7 separate regions of the Homo sapiens genome follow, and regions 1, 2, 3, 4, 5 and 6 are each linked to region 7. A link is a contact called in ENCODE Hi-C or POLR2A ChIA-PET data. All regions are on one chromosome and are shown on one strand. The core of a region is the stretch at or near the end of the contact, and the rest is flanking DNA. Distances in the headings are between cores, read along the strand shown.

Evidence for each region. A loop is a pair of places that touch in the nucleus more often than their neighbours do. ChIA-PET counts read pairs that join two places held with the same protein, here RNA polymerase II (POLR2A). Pooled maps may share reads with other maps.
Region 1: a pooled map shows a loop between it and region 7 (14-fold over the local background). The contact joins the enhancer-like site here to the promoter of PITRM1 in region 7. A Hi-C loop is called at or near these places in 1 of 37 single-sample maps with no recorded cell type and 5 of 50 pooled maps. POLR2A ChIA-PET finds 5 or more read pairs at or near these places in 1 of 52 experiments (BJ).
Region 2: a map with no recorded cell type shows a loop between it and region 7 (16-fold over the local background). The contact joins the enhancer-like site here to the promoter of PITRM1 in region 7. A Hi-C loop is called at or near these places in 2 of 37 single-sample maps with no recorded cell type and 2 of 50 pooled maps.
Region 3: a loop to region 7 is called in a map of naive thymus-derived CD4-positive, alpha-beta T cell, with 16 times the contacts of the local background. The contact joins the enhancer-like site here to the promoter of PITRM1 in region 7. A Hi-C loop is called at or near these places in 3 of 168 maps with a recorded cell type or tissue (CD4-positive, alpha-beta memory T cell and naive thymus-derived CD4-positive, alpha-beta T cell) and 9 of 50 pooled maps.
Region 4: a map of natural killer cell shows a loop between it and region 7 (11-fold over the local background). The contact joins the promoter of GDI2 here to the promoter of PITRM1 in region 7. A Hi-C loop is called at or near these places in 7 of 168 maps with a recorded cell type or tissue (CD14-positive monocyte, CD4-positive, alpha-beta memory T cell, CD8-positive, alpha-beta T cell and 3 more), 2 of 37 single-sample maps with no recorded cell type and 17 of 50 pooled maps. POLR2A ChIA-PET finds 5 or more read pairs at or near these places in 2 of 52 experiments (PC-9 and activated CD8-positive, alpha-beta memory T cell).
Region 5: a pooled map shows a loop between it and region 7 (5-fold over the local background). The contact joins the enhancer-like site here to the promoter of PITRM1 in region 7. A Hi-C loop is called at or near these places in 1 of 37 single-sample maps with no recorded cell type and 2 of 50 pooled maps. POLR2A ChIA-PET finds 5 or more read pairs at or near these places in 1 of 52 experiments (HCT116).
Region 6: a loop to region 7 is called in a map of CD8-positive, alpha-beta T cell, with 30 times the contacts of the local background. The contact joins the promoter of ANKRD16 here to the promoter of PITRM1 in region 7. A Hi-C loop is called at or near these places in 4 of 168 maps with a recorded cell type or tissue (CD4-positive, alpha-beta T cell, CD8-positive, alpha-beta T cell, naive thymus-derived CD4-positive, alpha-beta T cell and 1 more), 1 of 37 single-sample maps with no recorded cell type and 16 of 50 pooled maps.

What each region holds. Positions count from the first base shown.
Region 1 is chr10:6,161,757-6,165,341 of GRCh38, reverse strand. It overlaps a transcript of PFKFB3 not described here. Among named protein-coding and RNA genes, the nearest start is that of MIR3155B, 11 kb to the right of the region's middle. RefSeq lists an enhancer at 920-1,029 and a silencer at 1,440-1,919. Within about 2 kb of position 1,666, at least 30 of the 41 ENCODE cell types and tissues checked have a DNase peak (open chromatin) inside an H3K27ac peak, as active enhancers do.
Region 2 is chr10:5,582,092-5,586,053 of GRCh38, reverse strand. No RefSeq gene overlaps it. Among named protein-coding and RNA genes, the nearest start is that of LASTR, 12 kb to the left of the region's middle. RefSeq lists enhancers at 316-1,515, 2,122-2,650. Within about 2 kb of position 2,298, at least 7 of the 41 ENCODE cell types and tissues checked have a DNase peak (open chromatin) inside an H3K27ac peak, as active enhancers do.
Region 3 is chr10:5,290,586-5,294,186 of GRCh38, reverse strand. No RefSeq gene overlaps it. Among named protein-coding and RNA genes, the nearest start is that of LINC02561, 21 kb to the right of the region's middle. RefSeq lists an enhancer at 1,801-3,000. Within about 2 kb of position 2,351, at least 25 of the 41 ENCODE cell types and tissues checked have a DNase peak (open chromatin) inside an H3K27ac peak, as active enhancers do.
Region 4 is chr10:5,811,552-5,815,618 of GRCh38, reverse strand. GDI2 (GDP dissociation inhibitor 2) reads left to right here and starts at 2,185. Exons shown (of 11, transcript NM_001494.4): 1 at 2,185-2,405. The coding sequence starts at 2,361. It overlaps LOC124902367 (a long non-coding RNA gene), which reads left to right and starts at 2,422. Exons shown (of 2, transcript XR_007062041.1): 1 at 2,422-3,304; 2 at 3,663-4,067. RefSeq lists enhancers at 1,415-1,514, 1,578-2,170, 2,171-2,763 and silencers at 1,715-1,894, 1,955-2,224, 2,365-2,904.
Region 5 is chr10:5,838,221-5,841,912 of GRCh38, reverse strand. No RefSeq gene overlaps it. Among named protein-coding and RNA genes, the nearest start is that of TRV-TAC3-1, 14 kb to the left of the region's middle. RefSeq lists enhancers at 870-919, 1,200-1,379, 1,590-1,889. Within about 2 kb of position 1,497, at least 9 of the 41 ENCODE cell types and tissues checked have a DNase peak (open chromatin) inside an H3K27ac peak, as active enhancers do.
Region 6 is chr10:5,887,420-5,891,574 of GRCh38, reverse strand. ANKRD16 (ankyrin repeat domain 16) reads left to right here and starts at 1,682. Exons shown (of 8, transcript NM_019046.3): 1 at 1,682-2,534; 2 at 3,508-3,728. The coding sequence starts at 2,221. FBH1 (F-box DNA helicase 1) reads right to left here and starts at 1,332. Exons shown (of 21, transcript NM_178150.3): 1 at 1,229-1,332. The coding sequence starts at 1,229. RefSeq lists silencers at 900-949, 1,140-1,859, 2,000-2,109, 2,120-2,399.
Region 7 is chr10:3,171,373-3,175,240 of GRCh38, reverse strand. PITRM1 (pitrilysin metallopeptidase 1) reads left to right here and starts at 2,459. Exons shown (of 27, transcript NM_014889.4): 1 at 2,459-2,524. The coding sequence starts at 2,469. RefSeq lists an enhancer at 909-1,446 and silencers at 1,645-1,804, 2,095-2,934.

The DNA.
Region 1 (3,585 bases), core at 417-2,916, 3.0 Mb before region 7:
TGTAACTGTAGCCCCAACCCTATGCTCACAGAAACATGTGCTGTATTGAATCAAGGTTTAATGGATTCAGGGCCGTGCAGGATGTGCCTTGTTAACAATATGTTTGCAGGCAGTATGCTTGGTAAAAGTCATCGCCATTCTCCATTCTCGATTAACCAGGGACACCATGCACTGCAGAAGGCTGCAGGGACCTCTGCCCAAGAAAGCCTGGGTATTGTCCAAGGTTTCCCCCCACTGAGACAGCCTGAGATATGGCCTCCTGGGAAGGGAAAGACCTGACCGTGCCCCAGCCAGACACCCGTAAAGGGTCTGTACTGAGAAGTAGTGAAAGAGAGGGGGCCTCTTTGCAGTTGAGATAAGAGGAAGCCTTCTGTCTCCTGCTCATCCCTGGGAATGGAATGTCTCGGTGTAAAGCAGACCAATCCCATTCGTTCTATTCTGAGATAGGAGAAAACCGCCCTGTGGCTGTAGGCGATATGCTGGCAGCAATACTGCTCTGTTACTCTTTGCTACACTGAGATGTCTGAGTAAAGGGAAACATAAACTTAGCCTATGTGCACATCAGGGCACAGTACCTTTCCTTGAACTTATTCATGATACAGATTCCTTTGCTCACATGTTTCCCTGCTGACCTTCTCCCCACCTGTTGCCCTGCTACACTCCCCTCGCCAAGATAGTAAAAATAATGATCAATACTGAGGGAACTCAGAGACGGCCACCAGTGCGGGTCCTTCGTATGCTGAGTGCCAGTCCCCTGGGCCCACTGTTCTTTATACTTTGTGTCTTATTTCTTTTCTCAGTATCTCCTCCCACCTGACGAGAAACACCCACAGGTGTGGAGGGGCTGGCCCCCTTCAGAAGTCTTTCAAATACTTCCAGACAGGGGTCAAGTGTGCCCAGTCCTGCCATGTCTGGGTTAAACATCCCCAATTCTTCAACCATGCCTCCTGTGACTTATTTCCTGACCCTTCACCCGCTCACTCACTCTCCCCAAATTCACCGCAGGCCCTGTTCATGAAGATTCGGATGGAGCCACAGACCCAACGCATACGAGGTCCTCAGGGAGTCTGTGTCCCACACTGGGGGCTAGGAGCGGTCCCCGGGTGCTCACTGGCGGCGCCTCCACCGCGGACCTGCCCCAGCCCCGCATCCACGCGCGGGGTGGGGTGGGCCGCCCACTTCTCCCGCGCCCTCAACCCACAGGGAAACGGGCTGCGCGCCCGGGCCGCCCCGCAGAGTCCAGATGCCTAAATCCCTCCTAGTCTGTTTCCTCATCTGCGGCCTGCACGCCCGCCGCAGCCACACCCAACGCCGGGACGCGCAAAAACACCTGCCGGGCCTATTTCCTCTCGGGTATTATTTACAGCCGCTCCCAGGCCTTCTCGGAAAACATCCTTTGCCGGAAACACAACCCCAGGTCCCCAGAGCGTAGGGGGCCCAGCGCCGGATCCACGCGGAGCTCACGAGCCGGACAGTCGCCGCAGAGCAGGCTGGGGCCGCGCGGCGCACGCCGGGAGGGCGCGCGACAGCACGTGAACGCGGCGTGCCGCACGGCCCGGGAAGGGCGGGGTGCGCGCTGACCGGCTCGTGCGCCGCAGGCAGCAGCCAATCCGCGCGGACCACCCCCAGGCCCCGCCCCCGCCGGTCCCGCCACGCCCCCGTCGGGCCCGCAGCTGCTCCCGGGGCCCGGGACCCAGCTGGCTTAGGCGCCCGAGGTGCACCTGGGAGGAAGCAGGCGCGGGGTGCAATGGAGGGTGGAGGCGCGCACCGTGCCCAGAGCGGGGCTCCCGGGAGCTGATGTCCCGTCTGGCCCCCCTACCTCCCAGCTGGGTCCCCACCTACCCGCCCTGTCTTACCGCCCTCAGCACAGGGACCTGCCTCTGTCCCCACGACGCCAGGCTCCAGGTGTATCTAGGACTAAAGAGTTGACATCCAGTCTATATAGGGTTGTGGGGGGTTACCTTAAAAGTTCCTTTTTGTTATTAAAAAAAGTAATATACACTTGTGCAGTGATTGAGAACAATAGAGGGAGGGAACATAAAATATTCGTGATGGAGTTCCCTTCCAGACTTCCCGTCTCTGGAGATATTTTCTTAAGCCCCAGGAGGCTTGGTCTTGGCCCCCACCTCTGCATTGAATGTCTGATCTCCCTCAACTCGGTGTCATCACACATGGGATAGGGGTCAGAGGTTATCACGAGGAATTTTATGTTGCTAATGAGTACAGCCAGTAGCAAAGGAGATTCAAGATGAAGACAACATTCCTGGGGAAAACACAGAAAGCAAATGAAAGATACAATTATGGGACGGGGGAAGGAGAGGAAGAACTCTGTGCTGCTGGACTGGAATAACTGATCCGTTTGAATTTACAATTTTAAAATGTTTCCCAGCTCCATCCATGAAAAACGCCCTGGAAACACGGACACTCCGGTAGCAAGAAGAGGCACACAAAAGCCCAGATCCAGCCTTCTAAGGACCATCCTCCACTGAAAGTACCCAGGGATCCTTGGAGGAGTGGCTGCTCCCAAGGCCGAGACTGGGAAGGACACAAGGAGCCTGGAACAGGAGTTAAGACAGAGCTCAAAAGCTGAAGGGGGCGTGTCAAGGACACAGCAGCCAGCCTGAAAGGGTTCTCACCCAAACTGGGAGTGGCTTGAGCATCAATTGAGTATGTCAGGAATGGATTCTAACACATGCAGTCATAATTTTAAAAATCCCGGAGTCCACATTGGTACTATTACTACTATTAATAATGATGATGAAATTAAAGCTAGTAAAAGGGAGGATGGGCAGGAAAGAGCTTCTTTACAAAAGAATGCCAACTAATAAATGTGGAAAGAATGACAAAAATGGTAAATAGCCATTTTACGGACACTCTGATAAGTGTTTCACTCAAGAATCATCAATAGATGCTAAAGCTATGAAATAAAAGATTATTCCTTGTATATACACACCCCAAAGAATTGAAAGCAAGGTTTCAAAGAGATGTTTGTAGACCCATGTTCGCAGCAGCATTATTGACAACAGCCAGAAGGTAGAGTAATCCATGTGTCCAACAACAGATGAATGGATACACAAAATGTGACTAAACACACAGAACATTACTCCGCCTCCAAAAAGATGGAAATTCTGACCCATGCTACAACGTGGATGAGCCGTGAGCACTTGATGCTAAGTGAAATAGGCCAGGCACAAACAGACAAATGTTGTAAGATTCCACTCACATGAGTTCCCTAGAATAGTCAGATTCAGAGACAGAAAGAATGGTGGCTGCCAGGAGCTGGGGATTGTGAAGAATGAGAGTTATTGTTTAATGGGTGCAGAGTTTCAGTCTTGCAGGATGAAAAAGTTCTAGAGATGGTTGGTGGTGATGGTTGTACAACACTGAATATATTTAACACCACTGAGCTGTATACTTAAAAATGTTGAAGATGGTAAATTATAAGTGTATTTACCACAATTAAAAATGTTTACATTAGAAATTAAAGGCCACCCTGGGCAACATAGTGAAACCCTGTTTCTACAAAATTAAAAATTAAAAAATTAGCCAGGCATGGTGGCACCCTCCTGTAATCCCACCCACTCG
Region 2 (3,962 bases), core at 1,049-3,548, 2.4 Mb before region 7:
ACAAAATTGGGCCTTGACAACTGGGATGAGACCACATTTAGTTTTGAAGATGAGGTTTGGCAGTTTTCCATCATGAGGGTTTTTTTTTCTAAGCATGGTTTCCATTGCTCCAAATCTGTTTTGGGTTTGTGGGAAAGGCAAATGGGAAAGAATGTGATTCTGAAATGCAGGGAACTTTACAAAGCTTTCAAAGATCACAGCTTCACCTTCCCGAGAGCAACTCCTGAAAACAGAGACCTGTGTTTCTGCAAAGCACTGTGCAAGTCGCCTCTCCAACAAGTCTGGGTGGATGGAGAAGTTTCCAGGCTCCCCTGAAATCAACACTCTCGTGTTGATGGGGAGAAATTAAGAACAAGAGGATTTGGCTAAGGTCCCAGCGTGCGATGGCGTCTGAGCTGAAGTGCTGGGCTGCCTACAGAAATCTCTTCTAGAGATTGAGCTGGAGTAGGATTTCTCTCCTCTGAACAAGTAGATGATTATACAATGTTCCATTCTCAGGGGGTAAAGCCCTCTCCAGTCTTCCCAAGACCCAGTGAAGAAGAAGAGAGGGTTCCTAGCTAAGGAAGGGAGACAAGGGTGGTGGCTTTCCACGGCTCCCGCACGTGCTGGGTGTGAAGCTGGTAGTGGAAGTGTGTTTCCTCAGCAGCTGTGAGTCCTCAGAATACTGGGTCCCCACGGACCAGCCAGCAGAGGGACAGCCCTTCCTTAGTGGGGCTCTCCAAGGGCCATAGGAGCACCATGGGCTGGTGCATGTGGCCTCGGGCTGCTCTGGGGAGAGGGTCATTGGTCCCTCTTACTCACCTCCTGTCGGGAGTGGCCAGACACAGCCTGACCATACAAGGGTGACTAGGAGTTTAGGTTCGAGAGTATTGAGGGTGGCCAGGCATTCCGAGTCCAGGGCCCTCCAGGCAAAAACAACTCATCAACCTTTTGAAAGCAACAGCTGAGTCACTAATACCATTAGCAACCAGAATTTGCACTTTCGGTGTGCCGGCATTCTTCTGAGTGTTTTACCTAGAGTCACTGACTCAATTCTCACTGAAACCCTAGGAGGGAGGCAGTGCTATTGCCTCCATTGTATAGATGAGGCAACTGACACTCAGAGAGGTGAAGTAACTTCCTCAAGGATACACAGCTTATAAACACTGGGATTCACACCCAGTTAGTTTGGCTCCAGCATTCCTGCTTTTGACCCCAACATTACACAGCCTCTGATTTATACAATTACAAACATTTTAAATACTGGAAGCTGAATTCAAACTGCATCCACCAACTTGACTTCTAAGACCCCATACACTTTACCTGAGGGGTGCTCAGCCACCAGGCAAAGAATGGGCTGCAGTGACACACTGGCACACGTGCCTCCCGCTTGCGTCTGTGTTCTAAGCTGCTGCGTCCCTGTTGATGTGCACTGAGCTTGCGAGTGATTTGGACTCTCGAGACAATTTCTTTTTTCTTTTCTTTTTTTTTTTTTGAGACGGAGTCTCGCTCTGGCTGGAGTGAAGTGGCGTGATCTTGGCTCACTGCAACCTCCACCTCCTGGGTTCAAACAATTCTCCTGCCTCAGCCTCCCAAGTAGCTGGGATTACAGGTGCCCGCCACCATGCCTGGCCATTTGTTTTTGTATTTTTAGTACAGACGGGGTTCTACCATGTCGGTCAGGCTGGTTTCAAACTCCTAACCTCAAGTGATCCACCTGCCTCAGCCTTCCAAAGTGCTAGGATTACAGGCCTGAGCTACCGCGCCCGGCCTCTCGAGACAATTTCTGTTCAGCCAACTTTTCCTATATCTTTCTCAAAATTATTAGTTTCCGCCCACTGTTCCAATCGAATATGGTCTCTTTTATGAATACCAGCTCTGTCGCCTGCAGCACATTTGCTCTCCCTGGAAGCTTTGGGTCATTTGTGGATCTGGACAGCGTGTTTTCACTGAAGCCGCTGGGTGAGAACAGTGGAGGCGCAGGCGCAGGCTGGGGGCTGGGCAGACACTTCCTTTAGGTGCTGCTGTGTATTCAGCTATGGATCCATCCACTGTGCACTCCCATCCAGCCGGTTTGTCCCAGAGGTGGTGGTAGGGAAGTTCCAGGACATTCCTGTTTCCTCCGCTGCCTTCTCTCTTAGCTGAGCCCTTTCTCACCTTTCCTCCCAGACCCTGTTCCCTCCCCTTACTTGCGGGGCATCCTCGGGGACAGGTTCTGAAACCACAGCTGTGGGCCAGCGTTCCACCTATTGTCTGCGAGCCAGCAGAGCAGAACAAACCTGCCTGAGATTCTCATTACAGCTTGTGATTTGGGAGACGGGCCAGCTGCGGCTGTTGCCAGGGCAACCAGTGGTGCGGAAAAAGGTAACAAAAAAGAGCCTGGAGCCTCTTGACCGGACTTCAGGAGTGAAGGAGTGGAGGGGAGGGCTCGGGCTTGCCATTCAGGAGCGATTGTTGACATGTCAACTGCAATCCCTCTGCCCCTCTCCAGGCCGGGACAGCCCCCAGCACAGCGCCCTGCCATGCACCACCAGCATGTGCCTGCTCTGTGTCTGTGTTTTCAGGGGTCCACTTGGCCCTGCGTAGCCTTTTCTCTTTTATGCATTTCCCCACTCACACTTGAATGTCTTCAATTCCTTCCTCCCTTTCTCTCATTCTCTTCTGCAGCCCCTTTCCCTCTCCTTTCCCACGTACCAGAACATCAGCCTCAAAAGATTAAAAGAAAATTAGCCAGGGGTGGTGACACGTGCCTGTAATCTAGCTACTCAGGAGGCTGAGGTGGGAGGCTCTCTTGAGCTCAGGAGGTGGAGGCTGCAGTGAGCTGTGATTGTGCCACCGCACTCCAGCCTGCGCGACACAAGTCCCCATGTCTCTAAAATAAAATTTAAAAAAATAATAAAATGAAATGTAAATAAGGCACGGGAGGGAACTGATGGTCCTGTGCTGGCAGATCCTGCGGCCTCAGCACCTAAGCGGCCAATGGGCAAAGGTGGTGAATTCAGCCTGTCTAGATAACCTGTGATTCATTGGTTGGGCAGTGATTTGTGACGAGCCCTGGGACGGTTTCTTTCCAGTTACCCACTGGACGTCTTGTGCTGCCATATCCTGGGGAGCCAGAGGGGGGCATTTTCCTTTGAAGGCTTTGAGAGTCATAGCCAAGCCCTTTTCTCCATGGCGTCCCTCCCTGACCCCACCCAACATTTCAGGAGTTAACCTTCCTAAGAGCCGAGCTCTGGCCGTTTTACTCATCGAAGAGGGAATCCCCTACACATTTTAGGTACTCACGCAGCTCGCTTGCCTGAGCACAGGCTTCGACCTTTACCTCACTTCTGGTAGGAGGTCTGTTTCATTCCCATCCAATCTGCAGGTTTTTCCCTAATCCCTTAAGGAAGCAGTAACTTCATGTTTCTCAGAATATCCTGATTGGAAGAATCACTCGGCAGCTTAGAGCACAGATTCCTGAGCCGCATCTCAGACCTACTGAATCAGAAACTCTGGGGAAGTTATCTGGGAATCTGCTTTAGAAAAATTGCCCCCGGTGATGCTCATGTTAGGAGAGGTTTGGGGAACAAAGCCCAAGTGCTGATTTTCGCTTCTCGGGCTCAGCACTTGGGTTCTGTCTGGGCCTCAGGGTACTCTTTCATCTGCAAGGTGGAACTGATCCTCACAGCTCTGCTATCCTGCCCACAAACTTCCCAGACCAGGGAGGCTCTGGGGAGGCATGGCCGGCCTGGTGCTGGCCCAGTGTGGTCAGGACTAGGTCATGCCCCTGTTGCCCATGGCTCACCATGCTGTGGATATCACATCCATCCATGCCTATTGGCTCATGGCAGCTTAAGCCCTAGAAAGAACAGGTGGGAGAACTTTAGCTCTATGTGCCCACCAGGGATCTCACACCTCCTGGCTGCAGGAGCTGGACGGGAGGTCACCTGGCTTTGATGTAAGCTGCCACCTCTTTATGCATCCATCCTGCGAGCACTTGA
Region 3 (3,601 bases), core at 1,102-3,601, 2.1 Mb before region 7:
CCAGTCGTCCTGGCTGCCTCCCTCAGGCCCTCCATGGCTGCTGCTTCTTCCAGGGACCCCGGGCTCTGCCTCCAGCACTGCTACCTCTGTTTCTCTAGCCTAGGAGGGTAGCGACTTCCTGTGTTTAAAAGCCTCTGGGTTGCTTTATTGTTTCCTGACTGGCTTCTTTGTAGATACTCCAACCGTCTGATTACACATCCTGTTTAAATAAGCAGCATGGATTTTTATATCCTGGTTCATGACTGATGCTGTTACCTCAAGATGCCCCTGGTGTTCTGAACCTCCTCAGGGCTGCCACCCTGCACCTGTCCACAAGCGGCCACGCGTGAACTCCCCCTGTGGCCACCATGCTGGCCTCCTGTGCTGCTGTGTTCTCTGACTAGAGCATTTGTCACTCAGCTGGGCATAGCTGTACTCTGCTGAGGAAGGCCCTGCTGTTAGTCCCAGCCCTGAGGGGAGGGATGACGAATGCTTTGCTGCTCTGTTTGAGTGCAACATGGGCCTCTCAATTTCCCACTGCAAAAAACAGTGTTGGACGCAATCTTTCATAAGGATTTAGAGATAGTTTGCAGATCACAGAAAATAAGAACAGAGCACAGAAAAACTTAAAAAAAAAAAAAACCCCACTGTGCCTATGCTTAGAACTCAATTTCATTCATTCCGCAAATATTTATTGAGCACTGACCACATACTAGGGAGCTTTTCTAGGTGTGGTGATTAGTGTTGGAGAAATCAGTCAATAAATATGAAAACATACCACAAAATAAGTGAATAATTCAGGCAATTGCTCTGGTCACAATTGTTCTGAAGGAACTAAAACTGAGGAGTAAGATGGAGAGACACAGTGGGGACTGGGGAGCTACTTTGATTAGAATGACACAGGGACAAAGACATCACCAAGAAGGTGAGACTGAAGCCAGAAACCAATGATGAGACAGAGGGGGTGATCGAGGCTCTGGAAAACCTCTGCACAGGTAGGTACGAGTCTCTATGTGATGCCCACATTTTCCTAGAGAAGAACTTGACAAGGACATGTCCATCTTGTTGCAGGGGCAGGGAGTGAGTCTCAGGAGATCTCAATTGAGTCTGTACCTTTGCTTGGGATGCAGGACCTGGGAGAGGTAGCCCAGAGCAGCATGAAGGCCTTGGCTGGGGTGGGGCAGGCCTGGGAGTGAGGGGCAGTGAGCAGCCCCAGAACACTATGACCCTGCTGCTATGGCCTCCCTTTGCCCTGTGCAATGAATGGAATCTTTACATCCCCACCAAAGTCGTATATGAAGCCTTAACCCCCAAGGTGATGCTATTTGGTGGTGGGTCCTGTGGAGGTGATTAGGTCGTGAGGGTGGAACCCTCATGAATGGGATTAGAGCCCCTCTTAGTCCATTTATTGTTGCTATAAAGGAGGACTTGAAGCTGGGTAATTTATAGAGAAAAGAAGTTTATTCAGCTCACAGTTCTGCTGGCTGGAAGTTTCAGGACTGGGCTTCTGGTGAGGGCCTCAGGCTGCTTCCAAGTGTGGAAGAAGGTGAAGGGGAGCTGGTGTGTGCGGAGATCGTGTGGTGAGACAGGAAGCAGGAAGGAGGGGAGGGGCCAGGTTCTTTTTAACAACTAGCTCTCATGGGAACTAATAGAGTAAGACCTTACCCCCCTCCCCTGGGAGGGCATTCATCTCTTCATGAGGCGTCTACCCCATGGCCCCCAAGCCTCCCATTAGACTCCATCTCCAACAATGGGGATCAAACTTGAACATGGGATTTGGAAGGGACAAATGTCCAAACTATACCAGTGCTTCTGATAAAATAGCCCCCAGAGAGATTGCGTGCCTGTTTCGCCACATGAGGACAGTGAGAGGACAGCTGTCTGTGACACGGGATGCAGGCCCCCGCCAGACCCTGAATCTGCCAGCACCTTGATCTTGGACTTTTAGCTTTCAGATCTGTGAGCTATCTATGTCTTTTGTTTATAACCCTCCCAGTGTACAGTACTTTGTCACAGCAGTCTTAACGAACCAGACTCCCGGTCAGAAGGTGTGGTCTTAACCAGACTTTTCAGAAGGCATTTTGAGAACTCTGAAAGCTGATCTTTTTGGCTCCCTACTTATGTGGGGGTGGTAAAAGAGGGGTAAGGTGTGTTTCCCCAGAGAGTCGGGCAGCATTTCTCTTTGTTGCTTGACAATGGATTCCCATTTATTCAGAGAGGATTATATGGGTGTGTCTTAGTCTGTTTCCTGTTGTGTAACAGAATAGCCGAGACTGAGTGACTCATAAAAAACAGAAAGTTGTTTGGCTCAGTCTTGGAGTCTTGAAAGTCCCAGATCACAGGCCCCACATCTGGTGAGGACATTTGTGCTGTGTCATCCCATGGCAGAAGGCAGGGGGCACGAGCGCAGGGGTAAGAGGATGAGAGACAAGAGAGGGCTGAAATGACTTTTGCAATAAACCCACTCTCACGATAATGGACCCGTTTTCGCAATAATAAGGTCAGTGCTTCATGACAGCAGGGCCGTTATGACCTAGTGACCTCTTAGAGGGCACGTCTTTACACTGTTGCACTGGGGATTATACTTTCAACACATGGACTTTGGGGGACACATTCAAACCACAGCAAGGTATTTGGCATTTTATCGCCATGCAATGTTAACATTTCTCTCATAACCCTGGGTTAGCCTTTCCTCGTGAATTGCAGCATCCTTGCTGAACTCTTGTTCTGTATGGTTAAATCTCCTATCAGAGTTTTGGGGCTGTATCCAACTCTTTGTAGTTTTGCTGTAAATAATGACTTTTCTTTCTGTCCAGCAAAATGTTTTAAAACAAGATGATACTTGATATGGAATGGCTCAAACATCCTTTATTCCTCTGATAAATAACTCACTTGGTGTGAATAATTCAGGCAATTGCTCTGATCACAATTGTTCTGAAGAAACTAAAACTGAGGAGTGAGATGGAGAGACACAGTAGGGACTGGGGAGCTACTTCAATGAGAGTGACACAGGGACAAAGACATCACCAAGAAGGTGGGAAGAAATTCTTTATCCCCTCATCATCCTATCTGGTGGTCCCCACTAGAGAAAACCCGCCAGGATTTCTTTCAGTGCAGCTAAAAAGGTGATGCTGGTGGCTGAGACTAGCTCTGAGAGGAGAACAAGCTTGCTCAGTTCTTTAAGGCCTCAGTTTTTAGCTGGCGGGTGGACTGAACGTTAGACAAATTTTTAACCTGTTGAATTGTGGACTCCAGGCAGTTCACATCAATGAAGACAGAATTTTCTTGTGACTTGATACGGAACATCTCTATTTAGTGCAAAAGCTTTAGCAATGGAATATAAAGGATATTCTCATCAAATTTATAGCAAACACAATGTTGAGATAAATGTAACCACATGGACTCATAGAATCAGACAGAGTTCTGACCTTGACCAGCCAGAGGGATGAGTTGAAAGTAAGATAAATTATAATTGTATGTTTCATAATTGGCTGTAAAATACGGATGGCACAAATACAGGTTGCAAGAAGCACAGTATAATAGAAACATTAAAGAAAACATGAGTTAGGTGTTTTATGTAGCAGAAGTTCCTTATTAGTTGAGAATGTAATTTGAATGATGT
Region 4 (4,067 bases), core at 936-3,435, 2.6 Mb before region 7:
AGATGGGGTTTCACCATATTGGCCAGGCTGGTCTCAAACTCCAAACTCCTGACCTTGTGATCCGCCTACCTCAGCCTCCCAAAGTGCTGGGATTACAGGCATCAATCACCGTGCCCGGCCTCCAGCTAATTTTTTTTATAGGGACAGTGTCTCTGTTACCTAGGCTCTACAGCACAGGCTGGTCCCAAGTGATTCTCCCATCTCCCACTCCTGGCCCCAAGTGATCCTCCCATCTCAGCCTCCCAAAGTGTTAGGATTACAGGTGTGAAGCACTGTGCCTGGCTCAGGTACAACATTTTAGATGCACTCAGTCCGTTAAGGCTTAGTCCAGGTTTGATTGTTATTGTCCTTCTGTTGGGCCATAGGGCCTGTACTGTGAACTAAAATGAACTTCAGTGTTAAGTAAGGAAGGGATCCTTATTAGCCTTAAATTCAATTCCCTTATCTCAGTGTCTTCAAGTTTCTCACAACTCTTGAGTATCGATAAAATAGTCTTCACCTAAAACATGGTTAACATAATTCAGTTGACATGCTTAAATTTCTCTTCAAGAGCCAGAGGCTGATGGCAATTGTGAAAAAAGCTCTTTATTGTTATTGCTAATAAAAAAAAAAGGGCCAATAGTCAGGTGTGGTGGCCTGTACCTCTTGTCCCTGCTACTGGGGAGACTGAGGTGGGAGGATGGCTTGAGCCCAGGAGATCAAGGCTGCAGTGAGGCATGATTACACCGCTGCACTCCAGCCTGGACGACAGGGTGAGATTGTCTCAGAAAAATAAAGAAAAAGGGTTATTTCATATTGGTTCAAAAATATAGGTAGTATGACCCCCTGATGACTTGAAGACAGAGCAACAGAAGGACCTTCTTTAGTCATCATTAGCTTAGCCAAAAGAAAAGTCAGTTACACTCACTGTTGCATAATCAGTTGTATGGTCAACTGTGCACTAATTCATTTGGTCACAAATATATACAATCAAATTAAGGTTGAATGTAAATTTAAACTTTACTTTTGCTTTCTTCTCCCCTCCCCCCCAGAAAGATCCATGGTCCAATATAACATATCTTCTTCAAGTATTTATGGGGTAAGAAACATTTTAAAAAGTTGTTACATTCTTTCCTCTATCTTAATGATTTAAATATGAGCAAGTTCGGTCTATCAAGGCAGGCTCTGAATAGCTACTATCGAGAAGTATTTGAGGAGTTCTTGAATGCCAAATCTTCATTGTCTGCTGACTCTGCAGATTTATCACGTGCTGAAAGCACAGGTTTTCCAACTGTCAACGTCTTTACGAAATTCACCTGCTTAGGCTTTCGTGGGGTCGGCCTCTTGGAGCTGAGAACACAGCTTCTGCTTACACCTGTGTCCTCAATGAAGCCAGAGATTCCTAAGAGAATTCTAGAAAAAGAGGAGCGGGGTAGAAGGCAAGCAAGGAACAGTTTCTAAGCTTAGGGCCTAAACCTTTGCATACAAGGATCAGCTACCACGTTTACAGCGGCTTTAAGTTACAGCCCTCGGTAGGTGCAGATCGGCTTCCCAATGAAACCTGGCTTTCACTTTCATCTCTGTTAAGGGTTACCTTTTCAAAAGAAGCCGCTTTTCCTCCTACCAATTTCCTAAAGCGCCCACCGGCAACGCACTAAACAAGGAGGGCACAGAGCGGGAAAAAGGACACGTGTGATTTCCGAACTCTTCCCGGCGGGCTCCGGGCCCCGGCAAGCCCAGCCCCGCGGGAGGAACCAAGGCCGCCACCCCCGAGAGGCAGCCCGGCCCGCGCTCCTCGCCCACGTGGCCGCCGCACGCGCCCGCTCAAAGTCCAAGGGCGGCGATCCGGCTCTGGGACCTTGGACCGAGCGAGCTCCCGCCCCGACGGCGGGAGTCAGAACGGTGGTGGCCAGCAGTCCCCGCCCGCGGCTCCGTGCACCTCCACCCCGGCCCGCGCGCCGCCTCCCGAACCACCGTGGCAGAGGCCGCAAGGGGAACCGGAAGCCAAAATGGCGACGCCCCGCCCTTTTCCTCTCGCGAGAGGCGGGGAAGGAAAAAAAGTTGTGCGAGCGACGGGGACGTAACCAATTAGAGTGCCGGGAGCGCCTGATTGGCGGCCCTCCCGGCGCCTGCAGGCCCCGCCCCGGCTGCGGAGGCTCAGTCACAGCCCTCCCCTCCTCGCTCCCTCCCCTCCTCTCCCCGCCCAGTTCTTCTCTTCCCGTCTGAGGTGGCGGTCGGTCTCGCCTTGTCGCCAGCTCCATTTTCCTCTCTTTCTCTTCCCCTTTCCTTCGCGCCCAAGAGCGCCTCCCAGCCTCGTAGGGTGGTCACGGAGCCCCTGCGCCTTTTCCTTGCTCGGGTCCTGCGTCCGCGCCTGCCCCGCCATGAATGAGGAGTACGACGTGATCGTGCTGGGCACCGGCCTGACGGTGGGCGCCAGGGCTGAGGGGCCGGGGCTGAGCAGCCGGGGCGGGCGCACCCCCGGCTCCTGCACGGCCCGCGGGTCGCAGCTCCTCGGGGGTCTCGTTCTGCCGTCAGCCGTAGTTTTCGGGACGGGAGTCGTGGCTAGGGGCGCGGGCGGGTTCAGGGGCGCCCCGCGTCCCGGGGCGAGCGGGCGGCTCCCAGTGTGAGGGGCAGGCGGGGAAATGGAGATGCGGGCCGTGAGGCTCGGGGCGGGGTGACGGCCGAGCCCGGCCTCTGCGCTTGCCCCCAGCGGAAGCGGAGGGGAGGGGAGAAGGCCGCCCGGGCCAAGGGTCCCGCTCCCCGGTTTGGGCCGGTGACCTCGCCCGGTTGGAAACCAGCACCCGAGGCGGAGGGGACGGTGCAGGCCTCGCGGTTGCATTTCCTATTCCGCCTCGGCCGCTGCCCCGGGTCAGTCTGGCTGCCAAAGCCGAGTACGGGGTTTCCTGACAAGTCTTGGATAATCACTGCTTCGGAACTGCTAGGGCTTGATTAACTTATATTTTTGGCGAAAACGTGGAAATTAGTCTTTTAATCCTTTCTCCCCCCTGCTAATGAGAAGTATTATTGAATCCTTTTAGCCACCCTCCCTTCTCACTTACTGAGCATCTGTAGAATTGGAATTGAGTTTTTTCAAAACTTGTCCGTCAAATGCTTTCGCACCTGACCTTCGCCGCCTTTTCCTTTTGTTTGGTGGGTTCTCTGCCTCCTTTGTCTCTTCTGGACTGTTTTCCCCTAAGAATTGGGTTGGTGATGGATTGCTAAAAGCCAAGTTCTCTGTACTCCGAAGCTTTCTTCAGGGAGTTGGAAGATAATAACATGAAGAATGCATTGTAATATATGAATGCAAGGTGTACCTAATATCATGGTATATTGATTTTCCTGGTTATCTGTTTCTAAGGGAACTTTAGGTAATCTGTAGATAACGCAGGCAGGTTCTGTAGTTTGTACTTTTTCTGTTCTTTTTTTTTTTTTTTTAAATGTTCATCTTGCAAAAGAATTCACTTTGGAGAAAACCATTTTAACTATCAATTTTTGGGGAAATTTGAAATTCTAACTTTGGGCTGCTTGATCATAATTAAGATGAATACTGATGTAAATCTTGTGTATCCTATGTACTCTGACTTCAAATTCCTGAGTCATTTAATGTAGACTTCCACTTCAAATTTTTTGAAATTTATTATAATCTCTCAGGGTCAAACCAATTTTTTTTTTTTTTTTTACAGGTAACATCCCAAAATAACACTTTTAGATGTCTCTAGGCAAGAGAAAACCTTCGAACTTTTATTTGGCTAATTTTTTAGGAAAGGTTTGTGAAGAATTAGAATCGTGTTTTTCTGGTCTGTCATTTTTCTGTTTATAGTTATATGCAATTATTAGAGAATATTCATTCTGAATACTTCGTTATGTTTGACCAATCCAGGAATAATCCTGTGTCTGTCTTTGAAAAGCTGGAAGACTGTTGGATGCCTAAATGAATAGGCCCTACCCACTGCAGGTTTTGTGCTTTTTTTTTTTTTTTTTTAAGTGCCTAATTGGGATTCCAAGCTGAGCTTAGTAGTTTGTGGTGGATTTTGCCTGTTGGAATGGGTAGTGTTGCTGCCAGCGTGTTTTAAGAGCCGGTTAGTTCC
Region 5 (3,692 bases), core at 248-2,747, 2.7 Mb before region 7:
TTCTTTGATGTATACATGAAGGGGATGGTGGCAGAAACACTTTCAATGAATTTGTGCTCTTGGAGTCACCTTTACATCAATTCGAGGGGGAAATGCCGTGATTAAGCCATTCGCTAAGTAAAGCTGTCAAATAGCAGCTTCTGGTGCATGTAGACCAGGCAGTCACATTTGGTGATTTAGGGGCTGTGTGAAGACCCCGCGCCTACCGTTAAACAATCTATCCAAATCACTCCCATCTCTACAAATATACGACAGCTGCCACAGAAATCTCTTGTTTTCGCTCTGGAGGGAGAATGCCTCCAGTAACTGGTTTACTTATAGGGCCAGCTTATTAAACTTACAGTTTACTTATTTATTTTTATTTGTTTGTTTTGGTTTTTGTTTTGTTATTGTTGTTTTTTGAACTTACAGTATAAAAAACAGTAACTCAGACATTTGAATCCTGCCCCACCACTAATCAGCTTCTTGCCTTGGCCAATCCCAACCTGAGTCAGTACCCTTATTCGTACAATGGATTTAGTAACACCTGCTTTATGCAGTAATTACAAAGGTTAAAATAATCCATACCTGTTAAATAACTGGCCAGTGCTTGGCCAAAATAGAATCCCCAAATAGTTTGAATCTGTGTCACGAGACTCTGACAGCACAGGGCACTGATGCACAGAAAGGGTGTCATTGTGTCACTGAAGAGGTGTGATTGATGGGCGGGGTCTGGTGTTTATTTGCAGCACCAGAGAGGGGGCCTCCCACCGAGGAAGGAAATGCCAGAAATAAAGGGGCAATGAGGGGGCGTGAGGGTGAGGACATGACCCGCGTCACCAGGGCAGTCGTGGGCTGAAGCCTTTCTGTATGTCCTCCTGCCCCCCGGTCACCTGCAGCGAGTGAGACCTTCCAGGGCCACATGACATGAACCGTGGGAACAGCACCTTCACTAGGCTGTGCCTGACTTTCGAAGGGGTTTTCAGGAGAGCTTTGGACAAAGCGTGGAGGCACGAATTCTCAAAAAATCCAAATGAGGGCCCCAGAGCCACTGGCCTCCCCACTTTCTGCAGCAGGACCTGGGTGGACACTGGTGCCCACAGACCCCCCAGACAGGACACGAGGTGCCCCGCGAGGTGGAAATACATCTTCTTCCCGCCTCACAGTGCAGCAGAGAAGCACTGACTTTCTAGCTGCTTTAGCCACACACAATGGCACCTCTGTTCCTGTCCAGTGAGCTTGCTGCCTCCAGGGACACTGCCGGGGCCCATCGTGGCCATGCCGGGAACATGCAGTCCTTTGATAATCGCCCTTTATCCCGGCCTCTAAATCAAAGCGGCAAACATGCTGACAACAACTCCAGCAAACGCAACCGATGCTTTCAGGTCTGACCCTGAAACGGAGACCCACCTCCGTGGGGAGAAGCACACGCTTCTCTGGGCTGTAGGCTCGACGGAAACAGGAACTGCGGGCCCTGCACACAGCTGCGCTCGCCGGGGCAGCTCAGACTCACATCCCCAGGGGGATGCGAGTTATCCAGAACGGCGTTCCTGACCCCCAGAGGGGTGAGTCACCCCGGCCCGCCTTTCCACGTGCTGTGTGAAGCCTGTGGACAACTTCAGATGCCTTGTTGTTTTTTTATCGAGGTGAAATTCAAGTAACGTAAAATGAACCATTTAAAGTGAAAAATTCGGGCCGGGTGCAGTGGCTCACACCTGTAATCCCAGCACTTTGGGAGACCGAGGTGGGAGGATCGTTTGAGCCCAGGAGTTCGAGACCAGCCTGGACAACATAGTGAGACCCTGTCCCCGAAAAAAGAAAAACAAAATTAGCCGGGCATGGTAGTGTGCACCTGTGTTCCCAGCTACTCCGGAGGCTGAGGTGGGAGGATGGCTTAAGCCTGGTGGGGGTTGAGGCTGCAATGAGCTATGATTGTCCCACTGCACTCCCAGCCTGGGTGACAGAGAGAGGCCCTGTCTCAAAAAAAAACTAAAATAAATAAATAAATAAAAGGAATAATTCAGTGGCATTTAAAACATTCACTGTTCTGCAGGCACCACCGCTATCTAGCTCCAAAGTGTTCTCCTCACCCCAAATACAACCCCGCACCCATGTGCAGTCACTCTTCATTCTCCCCTCCCAGACTGTGACGGCAACGTGCCAGGGACTGTGCTCAGGGCAGAAGCACAGTGGTCAACACAGCGGTTGCAGTCCCTGCCAACATGGGGTCCAGTCTAACGTGACATCCAGATACAAAACAACTGGAAATGGCACGTGTTACAGGAGCCTATGACAGAAGTGCTAAGCAGGGGCCGGGCGCCGTGGCTCACGCCTGTAATCCCAACACTTTAGGAGGCCGAGGAGGGTCAGGGGTTCAAGACCAGCCTGGCCAACATGGTGAAACTCAGTCGGTACTAAAAATACAAAAATTAGCCAGGCGTGGTGGTGCACGCCTTTAATCCCAGCTACTCAGGAGGCTGAGGCAGGAGAATCACTTGAACCCAGGAGGCAGAGGTTGCAGTGAGCCGAGATTGTGCCACTGCACTCCAGCTTGGGTGACAAAGCGAGACTCCGTCTCAAAAAGAAAAAAAAAAACACTGCTGAGCGGGTCCAAGCTCAGAGTTCCCATACGATGCCCTGCTGAGGTGGGCTTGACGGTCATCCCCATTCTCCAGATGAACAAACTGGAATCTTGAGAGGTTAAATGCCCTGCTCAAGGTTAGACCACCAATAAATGGCAAAGTTGGGATTCAAACAAAGGTCCCTGTGACATCCACCAAGTTGCTTTCTGTCTCTATGGATTTAATTATCCCGTACATTTCATATCAATGGAATCACACAATATGTGACCTTTTGTGTCTGGCTTCTGTTATTTTAATATTGCAAAGGTTCATCCATGATGTAGCATACTTTAATGCTCGATTCCCTTTTTTTCTTTTTTTATCAGAGTCTCGCTCTGTCACCCAGGCTAGAGTGCAGTGGCGCGATCTTGGCTCACTGCAAGCTCCGCCTCCCGGGTTCACGCCATTCTTCTGCCTCAGCCTCCCGAGTAGCTGGGACTACAGGCGCCCGCCACCATGCCCGGCTAATTTTTTGTATTTTTAATAGAGACGGGGTTTCACTCTGTTAGCCAGGATGGCCTTGATCTCTGACCCCGTGATCCGGCCACCTCGGCCTCCCAAAGTGCTGGGATTACAGGTGTGAGCCACCGCGCCCAGCCTCGATTCCCTTTTATAACTGAATCCTATTTCATTGTATGGATGGACACACTTTGTTTCTTCGCTCATCTGCGGATGCACATTTGGCTTGTTTTCCTTTTGGTTTCTGTTGACAGTGTTGCTATGAACATTGGTGCACAGTATCTGTTTGAGTCCCTGCTTTTAATTCTTTAGGAGTGGGATGCTGGATCATAGGATGATTTTGTTTGTTTGTTTGTTTGTTTTGAGACAGGGTCTTGCTCTGTCCCCCAAGCTGGAGTGCAGCGGTGTGATCACGGTTCACTGCAGCCTTGACCTCCCGAGCTCTGGGGATCCTCTCACCTCAGCCCCACAAGTAGTTGGGACTGCAGGCATATGCCACCATGCCTGGCTAATTTTTTGTAATTTTTGTAGAAACAGGGTTTCATCATGTTGCCCAGGCTGGTCTCAAACTCCTGGGCTCTAGCCATCTGCCACCCCATCCTCTCAGTGCTGGGATTACAGGTGTGAGCCACT
Region 6 (4,155 bases), core at 433-2,932, 2.7 Mb before region 7:
TTAAAAAACAGGGAAACTAGAGACATAATGCAAGAGAAGATAGTCATCTGAAACTGGGAGAGGGGCAGGGGTAAAAGCAAAAAGCATGAAGCTACCAGATGCCTCAACTTCCAATTTGCACTAACTTCAACGGCAGCAGAACACTGCTTGGCACGCCCTACACTTTTGTGCATTTCAAACAACTTTTATGCCTTCCTTTTTTTCTTTTGCTGGAGTGACAAGGCACGACAGAACAATAACCTGAGCAAAGCTGGTACTTGGACTAGTTCTGTCTCCAGAGGCTATCCACATCACTGTTACCTTAACCAAACTCAATCTGCTCATGAGTAAAACGGACTTATCTTCATGGGCCCATTCCAGAAGTCTTTTCATTTATCTCCGCTCATTTTACCACAGCGGCAGACGCTGGCGGACACTCAACACATGCTACCATCCTGCCTTCCAGAAGACTTTATTACCTGTAATTCTGTAAGAAAGTCACTGACTTGGTTAGGCCTCCACTTCCCCACCTGTAAAACCCTACTGATGCCTCATAGGGTTGTCTTCGGACCACAGACTGCAATAAAAAATGTAAACGGCACTCGTTTTTAGGCCTGGCAAATAGGAGCTACTCCCATTCTACTCCCTAAAGGAATCGAAAACATGGAGAGGTTAAGTGACTGGCACCTAATCAGATCGGGTAAGGAACCCAACACCTACTGATCTCTTCCATCACCCACAGCCTGCCCAGCTCTCGCCGTGCCCTCCACCAGCGCCAGGCCTCCCACATCGCCTTAGGCTTCCCATGCTCAGAGGAGGGGCAGAGAAGCTACCGATGACACAGGGGCAGAGGGCAGCGAAAAATGACTTGCCCAAGGTCAAAACGTCAGAGTAGACGGGAAAGCCTGGCCTCCTAGCAGCCGAGGCCACGTCCCCGCGCTTGCCCCTTCAGCCCCGAGGACCCACACGCTGCGCCTTCCTGGCCTCGGGGGGCAGCGCGGGGGCCGCTCCCGACCGAGTTCAGTGAGCGCCCTGGCCTCCCCCGCGCACCCCCGCCGCGCCCTCCACCTGCCCACGGCCCGGACGGCCGAGCCCCCACGCCCGCGCTTGCCCGAGCCCAGCCTCGCGCCCCCGGGGCCCCCGCTGCCCCACCCCGGGCCCGGACCCCCCGCGCAGGACCCCGGAGGTTAAGTTTTCCACACGGCGGAGCCCCTCCCACACTCCCTGCCACGTCTGCGGCCTCACGCACTGTGGCGCTCCGGACCCGGACCCCGCTGCCGCCGCCGCCGGGCCCGCGCCGCCGGCCGCTCAGCCCAGCGTCCCCCGGCAGCGAGCTCCTCCTCTGGCCGGGACCTGGAGCCCGAGACGCCCGCCGACTTCCTCCGCGAGCTCCGCCCCGCCGCAGCCCCGGGAAGCGCCCGCCGCCGGAGCCGGACTGACGGCCCCCGCGACCAATCGGGACGCGAGACCGGAGGGGGCGTGCTGACGGACGGCCACTAACGCCAATCGAAATGCGCAATCGGTGGGGGCGCGGCCACAGCTACCGGGCCACGCCCCATCCGCGCTTCCGCTCGGGCCGGGGCGGAGCGGGAAACTTTCCCAGAGTTCCTTCGAGCTCCCCGAGTCCCCGCGGAGCAGCGGCGGTCGAGGGGCGGGGACGGGGGCGGAGCCCAGGAACGCCGGCCCCCAGGGGCTGGAGGCTGGGGCGGCCCTGAGGACGCGTGCGGGGCAGGTCACGCTTGGGCCTGGCTGCCTCAGGAGCCACCCTGCACGGCGCCGGGCGAGGCTGTGCGCGCCCTCCCGGACCCTCCACTTTGGGGCTTTGCGGTGTAGCGGCGCGCCCCACTCCCTTACGTGTTCAGTCCCGAATCACGTACGGGCCGCTGCAGCTCCAGGACGGCGGACGCCAGCGCTCTCGGATCCCCAGGCCCCTCCGTGCTCATCCCGGACCGCTCCGTCCCTGAGGAAAAACCGCCCCGTGCCCGGAACCGCGGCTTCTCCCACGCGGGGCAGGCCGGGGCTGTGAGGGGGCAGCCCGCCTGCGGACTAGGCCGGGGGTTTGAGGAGGCGGCTCTGCCGGGGACAAAGCCGGGGGCGTGAGGGGCGGTTCTGCCGGGTTCGGGGCGCGCGGGGCAGGTTGCGTGAAGAGGCGGAAAGTCCCACTCGCCCTCGGCTTCTCCCTGCCCGGCCGCCGGTGTCCCGCCCGCCGCCTCCCCGCGCAGCCCGGCCCGACCCGCGGCGATGGCCCAGCCCGGGGACCCGCGGCGCCTCTGCAGGCTGGTGCAGGAGGGCCGGCTGCGCGCCCTGAAGGAGGAGCTGCAGGCGGCCGGGGGCTGCCCGGGGCCGGCCGGGGATACCCTCCTGCACTGCGCCGCGCGCCACGGGCATCGGGACGTGCTGGCCTATCTGGCCGAGGCCTGGGGCATGGACATCGAGGCCACCAACCGAGACTACAAGCGGCCTCTGCACGAGGCGGCCTCCATGGGCCACCGAGACTGCGTGCGCTACCTGCTGGGCCGGGGGGCAGCGGTCGACTGCCTGAAGAAGGCCGACTGGTAGGTGTGGAGCGGAAAGACACCCCGCCTCCCCTCTACTCGCAGAGTCGTAGCGAGTTCCCTGTGCTTCTCCGTCCCCTTGGACACCGTAGCTGTTCTCAGCTCCTAGTTCTCACCCCAGGCCTGCTCAGCGGCAGGGACCTCCTGCCCAACTTTCCCTTATAACGCAGATGACCTGCAGAGTCCCTCGTTCCTGCCCTTGTGGGTTAACTGGTCGGGGCAGTCACCTCCCTTTCTAGAGCACGGAATAGTGTAGAATATAACCAAAGAGAATGTTACCAAACAATGAAGTGTGTGCACTATACAGATAGCCTCCGGATGCGATGTTCTGGGGACATTTAGCTAAGTTACTTCTGCACCAATGCATTGTTTCAAGTGGCATTGCTCCAATCAATATCCAGAATTCCTGAGTTATACACGCGCTCGTGTGTGTAGAGCACAGTGCAGTTGTATCACATACGTGCAGCCTTGCATAACCACCACAGTCAGAGATACTCTGCTCCACCATCACACAAGCCAATTGCATTTCGTTTGTTAGATTGACACTGATTTTAGTACTCACTAGGTCAGGTTCGTTAGAGGGCGTGAACATCTTTAGGAACATAGGGAAGTACATCTTCCCCACTGGGGCAGGGGAATAGACTTCGTTATGTGTTGAGGGTTGTCTGTGGGTTTTCTTAGCTCTGCTCCAATTCACTGCTATCCTGTGAACTAGCTTATAAGCTGCTTTGTCTCCCAGGCACCCTCTCCTCTAGGTACACGTTCGTTACAATCATTTTCCCCTTATTATTTCTCCCAGGGTCCTCACAGAAGGCACAGAGGTTGCCGGTCAAAGCTGTTTTCCTGCCTGCCAGACCCCTGAATCCTCTAGGTTTTCCATCTGTGCCAAGGATGTGTGTGTTTTGAAGACCTGGCCCCTGGCTTCTAATGTCTCAGCTGCCTCCATCTGACAGCTTCTCCTGGTTGGCCTTAGGACTCCTCTGATGATGGCCTGCACAAGGAAGAACCTGGGGGTGATCCAGGAGCTGGTGGAACATGGCGCCAATCCACTCCTGAAGAACAAAGATGGCTGGAACAGTTTCCACATTGCCAGTCGAGAAGGCGACCCTCTGATCCTCCAGTACCTGCTCACTGTTTGCCCAGGTGCCTGGAAGACAGAGAGCAAAATTAGAAGGACTCCTCTGCATACTGCAGGTACAGCCTACAGCTCTGCAGGTGAGCAGTACACACATGTGGCTGCTTCACCCAGCACTGCCCAACCGCATCTTGTTCAGGTCACCTTCAGGGGAAAGGAGGATTTTGGAAAACAGAAGGCAGAGAATAAGAACATCTGGGGGGGAGGGGGTGGGGGCGGGGGCGCGGGTGCAGTGGCTCACGCCTGTAATCCCAGCACTTTGGGAGGCCGGAGGCGGGTGGATCACCTGAGGTCAGGCGTTCAAGACCAGCCTGGCCAACATGGTGAAACGCCGTCTCTACTAAAAATACAAAAAATTAGCCGGGCGTGGTGGCGGCTGCTTGTAATCCCAGCTACTGGGGAGCTCCAGAGTCTGAGGCAGGAGAATGGCTTGAACCCAGGAGGCAGAGGTTGTACTAAGCCAAGATTGCACTACATTACACTACA
Region 7 (3,868 bases), core at 1,210-3,709:
CCACAAGGAAATTCCTTGTGGACCAAGGACAGGCAGAACTCAAAGTCATCCTCCTGAGGCTCACGGGTGAGACAAACGCATATCTGATCACTTCCTCTGCCCCATTGTTTCACTGAGTCAGACTAAGGCATCAGTGACTGCTTCTCTACCCTCCTCTCAAATATAAGTTGTGTGTTCAGTGAAAGTCTAATCAGAGACTCAAAATAATGCAACCATTTCCTTCTTATCTACCTACAACCTGGAAGCCCCCACTTGGAGTTGCCCTGCCATTTCGGACCCAACCAATCTACATTTTACATATATTGGTGGATGTCTCATATCTCCCTAAAATGTATAAAAGCAAGTTGTGGCCAGGCGCGGTGGCTCACGCCTGTAATCCCAATACTTTGGGAGGCGGAGGCGGGCAAATCACGAGGTCAGGAGTTCGAGACCAGCCTGACCAATATGGTGAAACCCCGTCTCTACTAAAAATACAAAAAAAAAAAAAATTAGCTGGGCATAGTGGTGGGTGCCTGTAATCCCAGCTACTCGGGAAGCTGAAGCAGGAGACTCGCTTGAGCCCGGGAGGCTGAGGTTGCACTGAGCCAAGATTGCGCCACTGCAATCCAGCCAGGGCGACAGAGTGAGACACGGTATTAAAAAAAAAAAAAAAAAAAAGTTGTGCCACGACCATGTTGGCCACATGTCATCTGGACCTCCTGGGGCTGTGTCATGGGCATGCCCTTAACCTTGGCAAAATTAACTTTCTAAATTGATTGAGACCTAGATCGGATATTTTGTGTGCACACACCCAAATTCTCCCTAGAAGACGGGTGATGCGCAGAGCGTGTTTGTGTCTGTCGCTCCTATTATTGCCTGTGTTCTGGTTCCTTTGGGCTCTTCAATAAGGAGGTACGTGTTTACCTGCAGCCCAGAACTGGCTGCCCTATGGAGAGTTTAGGGTAGACACGTTGGGACTTTTTCCCACAGTATTACCTTCCACATTGCTTCCAAAGTTTTAGCTTGTTCAAGCCGACTGCAGCCATCTACTTACCATTTAATTTTTAATTTTTTTTTTCAGAGCCCATTAGGAGACAGAGGGAGATTTGAGCCTGTTTGTATTCGTGATACAAGGGGAAAAAAAGAGGGAGAAGGTGAAGGGAGGAAGGAAGAGAGGCTCTGAGAAACCCGGAAGGTCAGACTTGGTGCGGACTTCCTCCAAGGGCTACCCCACCCTCTCCAAGCGTGGCTAATCCCAGGGCCCCTTCTGGCCCACAGTGCAGAACCACCCACTCCTACGGGGGCCTCCTTCAGCCTCTCTGGGGGTTCCCAGAAGGGCCCTTGGGCACTTGGGCAATGTCAGGGGGCTCAGGTGCATCTTCCTAGACACGAAACGAAGAGGAAAGCGGAGGCAGCAGCGGGGGCCACAGGCTCCCATGCAGCAGCTCGGAGCTGTGCTGTGCTTCGCTGGCGGCCATCCGTGATACGTGTGACACCGTGGGGCCCTGGCCCTGGGACCTGCCATGCAGCCTTGAGATCTCATCCAAGAAGCCCCCAGACCCCAAGGTTCAGGCCTGGCGGGGCAGCAGAACGCCTTTGGAGCTCAGCTCAGCCCTACAAACAGGACCAACGCCCACACCAAGGCCAGAGAGGGCTACCAAGTTTCACCTGGCCCAGCTTCCGGCAGCCCCCAACCAGGCCACTACCCTCACCTGAACACCGCGGTCCATCACCAAGCCCCACCCACTTCTGCCAGCCCTGCCCCCACAAGGACCCACCTCTCGCATGCAAGCCCCGCCCCCAAGGCCCAGCTCACCTGCAGCCCCGCCCCACCAGGCTCCACCCCATCGCCTGCAAGCCCCATCCCCAAGGCCCAGCTCACTTGCATCCCCGCCCACTAGGCTCCACCCTGTCACCTGCAAGCCCCGCCCCCAAGGCTCAGCTCACTTGCAATCCCCTCTCCCACTGGTCTCCACTCCTCACCTGCAAAGAGCCACCCCTCGCTAAGCCCCTCCCATCACTTGCACAGCCCCACCCAACACAGCACGCCATTCCAGGAGCCCCTCTTTTCACCAGCGCAGCCCCGCCCTTCACCAGGCCCCACTTCATCTGCATACACACGCCTCTCGCCACGCCCCACTTCTCGCCTGCCCACTTCCCCCTCCTATCATCTGTCCACATCCTGCTGCTGGCCGAACCCCGCCCCTTTCGGCAAGACGGCCCCGCCCCTTTCTACCCGTACCACGCCCCTCGCCTTGCCCGCCTCCTTCGGCACGTCGGCCCCGCCCCTCCCGCCCATCTCCGTCCGCACCGCCCTCCCGCCCGTCCCAGAGCAGTGGAGGCCTACCCTTTTCACCTACAGCCTATCGCAGAGGACGTCGCTGTTCGCGTTGACCAATAGGAGTGGTAGCTGTCACGGCAAGCCCCGCCCCGCGCCCTGCGTCGGGTTAAGAGGGGGTTCCTCGCCAGCCAGGTGCTCGTCATGCGCAATGTGGCGCTGCGGCGGGCGGCAGGGCCTGTGTGTGCTGAGGCGGCTGAGCGGCGGGTGAGACGCTGCGACGGGAGGCGCTCGGCGCGCTGGTACCCGGGAGGGGAGGGTCCAGGGCAGGCCGGAGGCGTAGGGGTCCTCGTCCCTGCGCCCGGGGCTGGCAGCTCCCCAAGCTGTGGGCGTCCCGCACCCCGAGCCCTTCCTGGAGCTCCCGCATCCGAGGCTCCGAGGCCGGAGGACCTCGGAGCTCCTTCCTACTCCCAGGGGCGATGCCCCGGGCTGGGGGCCGGGCCTGCCCGCGGCGCTCCCGGCGGGGCCCTCCATTAGCGTGGGCTTTAACGGGGGTAGTAAATGGGGTCGGCATTTGCGGTTCTCGCTGACAGCTTTGCTCCTAGTTCATTTTTGTTGGGAGGCCGAGTCCTTAAGAGACCCGAGGCGCCCACAGCCCATACTTAAAGTCTCGCTGTGTTCAGAGAACTGACGCCTCCCGGAATTGAACTGTTTTGTTTTTTTAATGACTCAATTTATGGGGAAAAAAATGACGAAGCAGTTTAGTGTTCATGGTAATCCACGAGCCCGTGTTTAATATAAGGTAATAGTTCAGCGCTGCCGGCCCAGGCCGGGAGGCACGGGGCGTCCGTGGCATGAGTTCGGCCTGGCCTTACCGCTCAGGAGTTTCCTATCATGTCCTTGATAAGTAACTTCTTAAAACGCTTCTGTCCCATAATTCTGAAATTTGCTAAATCAGTAAGCAAATGTTGGTTATAGCATATCTTCATAATATTGCCAGTGACTGAATAGGTTTTTTCTTCCTGTACATATTATCTTTAAAATAAATATTTCGGTGGGATACATTAATGTAGAAAATCCCATACGACATATAATACAATTGGAGAGAATAATAATTACGTGTTTTTTAAGAGCAGGGATCTTGCTCTGTTTCCCAGGCTGGTTTGATCCCCCTCCTCAGCCTCTCGCATTGCGGGGTTACAGGTGTGAGCCATCTCATTCAGGTGAGAATAATTATTAGAAATAGGTTGGGCGCGGTGGCTCACACCTGTAATCCCAGCATGTTGGGAGGCCAAGGCGGGCAGACCACTTGAGGTCAGGAGTTCAAGACCAGCCTGGCCGACATGGTGAAACTGTCTCTACTAAAAATACAAAAATTAGCTGGGCGTAGTAGTGAGCACTTGTAGTCCCAGCCACTCAGGAGGCTGAGACAGAATTGCTTGAACCCGGGAGGTGGAGGTTGCAGTGAGTCGAGATTGCACCGCTGCACTCCAGCCTGGGCAACAGAGTGAGATCTGTCTCAAAAAAGAAAATTAGTGTCCCTGTGACCAAGTTGAAGATTCCCCTAACTGCTCGTAACTCTCTCCCTCCCTCTTAGATTATCACGGTCAT